Linked DNA regions of Homo sapiens: regions 2 and 3 are each linked to region 1. A link is an interaction called in ENCODE POLR2A ChIA-PET data of the cell type or tissue named here. Cell type or tissue: OCI-LY7. All regions are shown on one strand. Region 1 overlaps SHLD1 (shieldin complex subunit 1). Region 2 overlaps GPCPD1 (glycerophosphocholine phosphodiesterase 1). Region 3 overlaps GPCPD1 (glycerophosphocholine phosphodiesterase 1).

Region 1 (2,500 bases):
AGGCCAAGGAGGGCGGATCACCTGAGGTTGGGAGTTTGAGACCAGCCTGGCCAAAATGGTGAAACCCTGTCTCTACCAAAAATACAAAAATTAGCTGGATGTGGTGGTGCACACCTGTAATCACAGCTACTCGGGAGACTGAGGCATGAGAATCATTTGAACCCAGGAGGCAGAGGTTGCAGTGAGCCGAGATTGCGCCACTGCACTCCAGCCTGGGAAACACAGCAAAACTCTGGCTCAAAAAGCAAAACAAAACAACACAACACACAAATTTAATCAACAGTTCAAGCATTTACATTCCTATTTTGTTGTCTGCCCCAAATAATTTACCTTTCCCTTTTTTAAGAAATTGAAAAGTGTACCACTTATAGAATGGCCTAATTTCATAATATAAACAAACAAAAAGGATTAGGGGTCTCACGCCTGTAATCTCAGCACTTCGGGAGGCTGAGGTGGGCGGATCACCTGAGGTCTGGAGTTCAAGACCAGCCTGACCAACACGGAGAAACTCTGTCTCTACTAAAAATACAAAATTAGCCAGGCATGGTGGCACATGCCTGTAATCCCAGCTACTTGGGAGGCTGAGGCAGGAGAATCACTTGAACCCAGAGGGCAGAGTTCGTGGCAAGCCGAGATCGCGCCACTGCACTCCAGCCTGGGCAACAAGAGCGAAACTCCATCTCAAAAACAACAGCAGCAAAGGATTAAGACTTTGATAAAGAAGATTAAGGAGGGGAAAACAGAATGTTACTGCAGCTTCATGACTGTTAGACCAAGAGTTGAGCATGAAGGCACAACCCTCCTAGGCCAAGATAGTATTATTCTCCTGGGAGACAAAAAGGGCATTTGGGGTTAGTATTGTAAACTCTTGTTTTTCCTTCAGCTGATCACTGTGGAATGCTGCCAGGCCTCCTGCTGCCTGGACTCCACCAAGATTTCCTGTTCAGGGCAAAGGCTTTATTTCGCCACCAGCACACAGTTCTGTGTTAGGTAAACAAAGTGCTGGAGTCTTTGAATATGTGGAATCTCTTGGGTTGATTTGCTTTCCCCCTTGCCTTCAAACACTTCAAGTTTTCAAAGTCAATAGGAAACATCTCATGCAAAATTGAACAAGAGGCTCCTTCTTCATGCAAACTTTTGTTTGATGCACAGGCATAACTTTCCATGCCAGTCCTGAAATGGAAAGTGGCACTGGCATTCATGATTAGGTGACAAAAATGAATGACGGCCACCTTCATCAAGTATGATTTCTGCAATGGAATTTTTAGAGCACATATTATGTTAGGCCATAACTGAAATGTTCTTGTACGGTCACATATCAAGTCAAAGATAATGAACGATCACAGGATGTGGCAAAACCTGAACAAACAAAATTAGCCTGCAGGTGCCACAAGGTCATGTAAAAAACACACAGGAGCTAGATTTTCTTGTTTGTTTTTTGGTTTTTTTTTCTAGTTTTTTTTTACACTATACTAATGTCTTACAGTAACTGTATATATATATATAGTTTTTTTTTGCGATATACAAATGTCTTACAGTAACTATATATATATACAAAGACCTATAGTAAGTTACTATATATATATAGTAAGTACGGCTCATTGCAACCTCTGCCTCCTGGGTTCAAATGATTCTCATACCTCAGCCTCCTAAGTAGCTAGGATTACAGGCATGTGCCACCACGCCCAGCTAATTTTTTTTGTATTTTTAGTAGAGATGAGGTTTTGTTATGTTGGCCAGGCTGGTCTCAAACTCCTGGCCTCAAGTGATCTGCCCGCCTCGGCATCTCAAAGTGCTAACATTACAGGTGTGAGCCACTGCGCCCGGCCATACAGTAATGATATTGATCTCGCCATAAGACTGGATAACTTCCTTAATGATCGAAGGGGCAGAAGACAGGCCCTCAACCTCCAAATAGCAAGTCCACACCACCTGCTCTTTCGTCATTCTTGTTTTGTTTTTTTTTTTTAATCTTTTTTATTTTTTTGAGACAGAGTCTCACTCTGTCATCAGGCTGGAGTGCAGTGGCGCGATCTCGGTTCACTGCAACCTCCACCTCCCAGCTTCAAGCGATTCTCCTGCCTTAGCCTTCTGAGTAGCTGGGACTACAGGTGTGTGCCACCACGCCCAGCTAATTTTTTTTTTATTTTTAGTAGAGATGGGCTTTCACCATGTTGACCAGGATGGTCTCGATCTCTTGACCTTGTGATCTGCCTGCTTCGGCCTCCCGAAGTGCTGGGATTACAGGTGTGAGCCACCGCGACTGGCCCTTGTTTTTTTTTAAATGTTAAATCTAATGCCTAGAATTCTGGAGACTCCCCTGAAGCCACAGGCTCCCACATTTGGGAGAGCTTTCATTCTTTCTATCAGATTTTCAAAAGGATCTACAGACTGGGCTTGGTGGCTCATGCCTATAATCCCAATGCTTTGGGAGGCTGAGACGGAAGGATCACTTGAGGCCAGGAGTTCAAGACCAGCCTGGGCAACATAGTGAGACCTT
Region 2 (2,500 bases), 210 kb after region 1:
CCAGCTTAATGTGACACTTTAAAAAAGTTGGTGGCGCTTTTTAAATAAAACATTTTTAATAGAAGTATTATGAAACTTTGTCTAGTTGTACATTGTCAAATAATAGAAGTAATGTGCAAGGCATCTTAAATTGTGAAATGATGTAAATTATTGGAATACATAATGTTACGAATATAAAGAATGATAGGAAAACAAATAATGAAAGCATTAAAAAGCTGAAATGGGAGAAAGGTTAATTTTACTGTGTTGAAAGTTTTAGGAGGTAATCTACCCAGGCAGTTTTGGAACCAAAGCTAAAAGTTTTGCGATTATGGACAAGCCAGTTGACCTTTAGGCTTTAGCCTCCTCATCTATAAAACAAAAGGTTTGAACTACAGATTTTTAGATCCTTTCATTGCAAAATTTTATTGAGTAAATGAAATTTTACCATTCATTTTTCTTCCATGCACTGCTTTTTCTGGCATATTCCTTTTAGTTTAGAAGAGTCCTGAAATCGTTTTTCTCAGTTTTTCACAATGACGTGTTCTCTTTGTGAATTAAGATAAGGTGTTAATGTGTTACATTTTAAAATAATTTCACAGATGACAAAACAAAATAGTATCTTATTTGAACATAGCACACAAAAGTAGTGAGTATTCCTGGAATGAAAACATTGGTATGAATCTGCAGGTAGTCCACTGATGTCACATCTTCACCAAAGATACTTTCTGAATTAACATGTAATTTCAACTTTTTTTTTTCTGTATCCACCCCTCTTTGCTTGTGGGTAGAATTAGGGATGTTTCCTCATAGTCAAATGTTAGCCAGTTTTTCATTGTATCCTTTGAAATTTTTCCTTCATTTTTGTAGAAATACATCTTTATTTTTCAGCACATATCTATGTTTCTAACTTTCATAGCTGCTAACATTCACTCATAATTAGATTCATTACAAACTATCTTATTTTGACCTCGATCTCCCTTGAGTTTTAAGTCCTTCCTTTAACAAGACAATCAGTCACCTGCGATAGATAATTATTTTCAGAATAGTCTAGTTTGTCATTTTGTACAATAGTTTATTAGTATCTAAAATTCTTCTGAATAGTAAATACTGTCAGGTGTTAACTTGAGATTTGAATACTCTCAGAGAGTCTGTTGGCCTAGCTTCCTTTGCTTTACTCATGCCTAGGTGACTGTTTCTTTTACTGGTTGTACTAAAAATAGAGATTTTTTTTTTTGAGACAGAGTCTTGTTCTGTCGCCCAGGCTGGAGTGCAGTGGCACGATCTCGGCTCACTGCAACCTCCGCCTCCTGGGTTCAAGTGATTCTTCTGCCTCAGCCTCCAAGTAGCTGAGATTACAGGCATGCAACCACTATGCCTGGCTAATTTTTATATTGTTTTAGTAGAGACAGGGTTTTGCCGTGTTAGCCAGGCTGGTCTCAAACTCCTGACCTCAGGTGATCCACCCGCCACAGCCTCCCAGAGTGCTGGGATTACAAGCAGGAGCCACCGCACGTGGCCTTGATTCCTCAGACCCCCTTTTACATTCAGTTTGTTTTCAAAATTGTGGAAGAAAAACAATCAGTAAAAGTTTTAAAAATTTGTGATATATGCAAGCAGTGATATTACATGGCTAGCTAATAATTTTGCTTGGTGATTTGTTAAAAAACAAACTTCCAATCTACATATTGGATAGTCTTATTTAAATTTCAGTGCTTGGTATAACTGAGTGATGTCAGTAACTGTTTAAGAAAACAATCATTAAGACTTATTCTTGTGGGAAGAAATTTTTAAAAATATTTTTGTTAATATACATGTTTGGAAACATTTCTACAGTCGTGTGACATTATGTATGCTAAATTGTGAAATAGCTCTACCAGTACTGTTAATGGAATATTGTCTTAGATTGACATCATTACTTTTTTCTCCAAAGATCTATCTCCCATGTTACTCCAAAAAGCTTAAAATTTTGGCAGACTTTTCCAGAATGTTTTGTTTCAGAACTGTTTCCTTTTCTTAGATCTTAAAGAATAAGTTATTACAGATAATGTATTAGAAAGTATTGCATGTACAATGAGACCAGGATTAAAAAATAAATGAAAGGATTGCATGTTTTGGGGTTATCACTGAGATTTTGAATTTCCCAGTGCTCAGTTGTTAGTTTTTATTTATTTTTTTGAGATGGAGTTTCGCTCTTGTTGCCCAGGCTGGAGTGTAATGGCTCATTGCAACCTCCGCCTCCCAGGTTCAAGTGAGTCTCCTGCATCAGCCTTCCGAGTAGTTGGGATTACAGGCATGCACCACTATGCCCGGCTAATTTTTGTATTTTTAGTAGAGATGAGGTTTCTCTATGTTGGTCAGGCTGTTCTCTAACTCCCGACCTCAGGTGATCCACCCGCTTTGACCTCCCAAAGTGCTGGGATTACAGGCGTGAGCCACCACGCCTGGCCTGTTAATTTTTTTTTAAAGAAGTAAAGCTGAAAATTTAAGATTGCCTTCTAAAGTTTAATAAAGTAGGCTT
Region 3 (2,500 bases), 200 kb after region 1:
TTGATGGTGGCTAGCTAAGGCATATATTTTTATACTATAAGTTACTTTTCTTTTTTTTCCTAGCACGACATCATAAAATAAATCCATCAGAATGACACCTTCTCAGGTTGCCTTTGAAATAAGAGGAACTCTTTTACCAGGTATTGTAAAAGTTTTACTTTAAAACAATTAAAATTAAATTAGCATGTTTCTTATCTGGATTACCTTAAATATGGAGTTGCTATTAGAGTGGGCCTGATTTTTTAGATGAAAATATCTATAGGTCTTGCCTGACAGCAGAAATGTGCTTGGAGCATAGTAAACACACCAAAAACCTCCTCAAACTCTGTCTTGTTCTCATGTTTTCCCAAGAAAGCTATGAATTTATACCTAATTTTGCACAGGGCAGAGATGGTTGGGCTGTGGTTTCTAGGCAGTATGAAAATGAAGGAAACTTTGCTAGTGCAAGAAGTTGGTAGGCCGGGCGCAGTGGCTTATGCCTGTAATCCCAGCACTTTGGGAGGCTGAGGCGGGTAGATCACTTGAGGTCAGGAGTTCAAGACCAGCCTGGCCAACATGGTGAAACCCCATCTCTACTAAAAATACAAAAATTAGCCGGATATGGTGGCATGTGCCTGTAATCCCAGCTACTTGGGAGGCTGAGGCAGGAGAATTGCTTGAACCCAGGAGGCAGAGGTTGCAGTGACCTGAGATCGTGCCATTGCACTCCACCCTGGGTGACAGAGCCAGAATCCGTCTCAAAAAAAAAAAAAAAAAAGAATAAGTTGGTGAAACAATTGGCTGGGATAACCTTGTTCCTATGTGTGAATATGTTTTTAGCCTCATTGTATTTTTTGCTGTCCCTTAAAGTGCTGTGAGATAATTTTAGTGTGAGATAGCATGTCAAAGCCGTATCACACCTGGGCTCTCATAAAACTGAGGTACCTCTCGGTTTTATGTACTCTGGCTATACTGGCCTTTCAGTTCCTTAAATGTGCTCCATTCCTTCCTCCTTTCTTCCTCTTTTAGGACGTTCTCAAATGCTGTTTCCTCTGCCTAGATCTTTGCCCACTCTCATACTCCCCCTGTTCCTTCTCTTCTCTCCCCTGTCCCCACTGCCAGCCTCCAGATTCCACTAGGTTCTGGCCCTATTTTATAGCACCTCTTGGAGATTTTATAGAATTATTTGAGTGACAGATTGTAAACTCTGTTGAAAACATTACTTTTTTTTTGAGATGGAGTGTTGCTCTGTCGCCCAGGCTAGAGTGCAGTGATGCGATCCCAGCTCACTGCAACCTCCGCCTCCCGGGTTTAAGCAATTCTCCTGCCTCAGCCTCCCAAGTAGCTGGGATTACAGGTGTCCATCACCGTGCCTGGCTAATTTTTGTATTTTTAGTAGAGACAGGGTTTCACTATCTTGTCCAGTCTGGTCTCAAACTTCTGACCTCGTGATCCACCTGCCTCTCGGCCTCCCAAAGTGCTGGATTACAGGTAGGAGCCACCGTGCCCAGCCCCCTCTTTTTTTTTTTTTTTTTTTTAATTGAGATGGAGTCTCACTCTGTTGCCTAGGCTGGAGTGCAATGACGCGATCTCGGCTCACTGCAACCTCTGCTCCTCGAATTCAAGCGATTCTTCTGTTTTGGGCTCCTGAGTAGCTGGGATTACAGATGCCTGACACCACACCTGGCTAATTTTTGTATTTTTTGTAGAGATGGGGTTTTGCCATGTTGGCCAGGCCAGTCTCAAACTCCTGACCTAAGGTCATCTGCCTACCTTGGCCCCGCAAAGTGCTGAGATTACAGGTGTGAGATTACAGACCGTGCCTGGTCAAAATATGACCTTGTCTTGTTTATGCTGAATTCCTGCGCCTAGCAGAGAGCCTGGATCAGAGCAGGGGCATAGTATATCTGTATTCAAAGAATGAGTGAATGACTCACACTACATCTAGCTTCTTTATTCTAGCATTCATCACAGCAATTGGCAGAGTATGTGTGAGTCTAAGTTCAAATTCTTAGCCAAGATGATCTGGTATAGTTCTACCCCTGGGCAGAATTGAGCAGATTGAAGATTGCTAGTCAGCTGATGGGTTGGCTCCCTTGAGCCAAGTGCTCACCTCTGGTTTAGTGTGTGGCCACTTCCGTGGAGAGAAGACGGAATTTTCTCTTTCTGGGGAGTTGTAGGCAGGCAGTTGAAGCTAGAAGGAGCTGGCCATGTCGGGCAAATGGACTGACCGCAGAACTGGCCACAGAAGTGTCAGCTTGATTGGGGTCAGGGATTAGAGGGAAGGAGATAATGGTGGATGTGGATATAGATGACTCTGTACGTGCCAAGGAGGAGGCTGAGGGACAGCAAGGGGATACTGGGGGAGACCCCACCTCAATTCCCCCATCACCTTGATTTCCTCACTGCACAGGAGGAAGGACCCTCTGCTAAATGTGGCGAGAATGGTAGTGCAGAGAGGACTGACCTTGGGGGAAACAAGTACAACCAGGAGAGGATACAAATAGAGTATGTGGAGGTG

What was found. ChIA-PET counts read pairs that join two places held together with the same protein. Peaks named below come from ENCODE experiments on the same cell type or tissue, not always from the same donor. Only the 100,000 strongest peaks of a DNase experiment are listed, where the experiment ranks them.
Region 2: POLR2A ChIA-PET joins it to region 1 with 11 read pairs; 11 of 35 experiments call an interaction of 5 or more read pairs at or near these places.
Region 3: POLR2A ChIA-PET joins it to region 1 with 10 read pairs; 13 of 35 experiments call an interaction of 5 or more read pairs at or near these places.

Annotation. Positions count from the first base shown.
Region 1 is chr20:5,803,358-5,805,857 of GRCh38, reverse strand. The region is part of intron 2 of SHLD1 (shieldin complex subunit 1); the gene reads right to left. Among named protein-coding and RNA genes, the nearest start is that of SHLD1, 54 kb to the right of the region's middle. In OCI-LY7, no CTCF peak of the experiment used is centred here; DNase peaks (open chromatin) are centred at 1,337 and 1,897; H3K4me3 peaks cover 1,330 bases; H3K27ac peaks cover 2,500 bases.
Region 2 is chr20:5,589,259-5,591,758 of GRCh38, reverse strand. All of the region lies in intron 4 of GPCPD1 (glycerophosphocholine phosphodiesterase 1), which reads left to right. Among named protein-coding and RNA genes, the nearest start is that of GPCPD1, 20 kb to the left of the region's middle. In OCI-LY7, no CTCF peak of the experiment used is centred here; a DNase peak (open chromatin) is centred at 1,158; H3K4me3 peaks cover 1,814 bases; H3K27ac peaks cover 2,500 bases.
Region 3 is chr20:5,602,004-5,604,503 of GRCh38, reverse strand. GPCPD1 (glycerophosphocholine phosphodiesterase 1) reads left to right here. Exons shown (of 20, transcript NM_019593.5): 2 at 64-140. The coding sequence starts at 92. Among named protein-coding and RNA genes, the nearest start is that of GPCPD1, 7.8 kb to the left of the region's middle. In OCI-LY7, no CTCF peak of the experiment used is centred here; a DNase peak (open chromatin) is centred at 943; H3K4me3 peaks cover 2,405 bases; H3K27ac peaks cover 2,500 bases.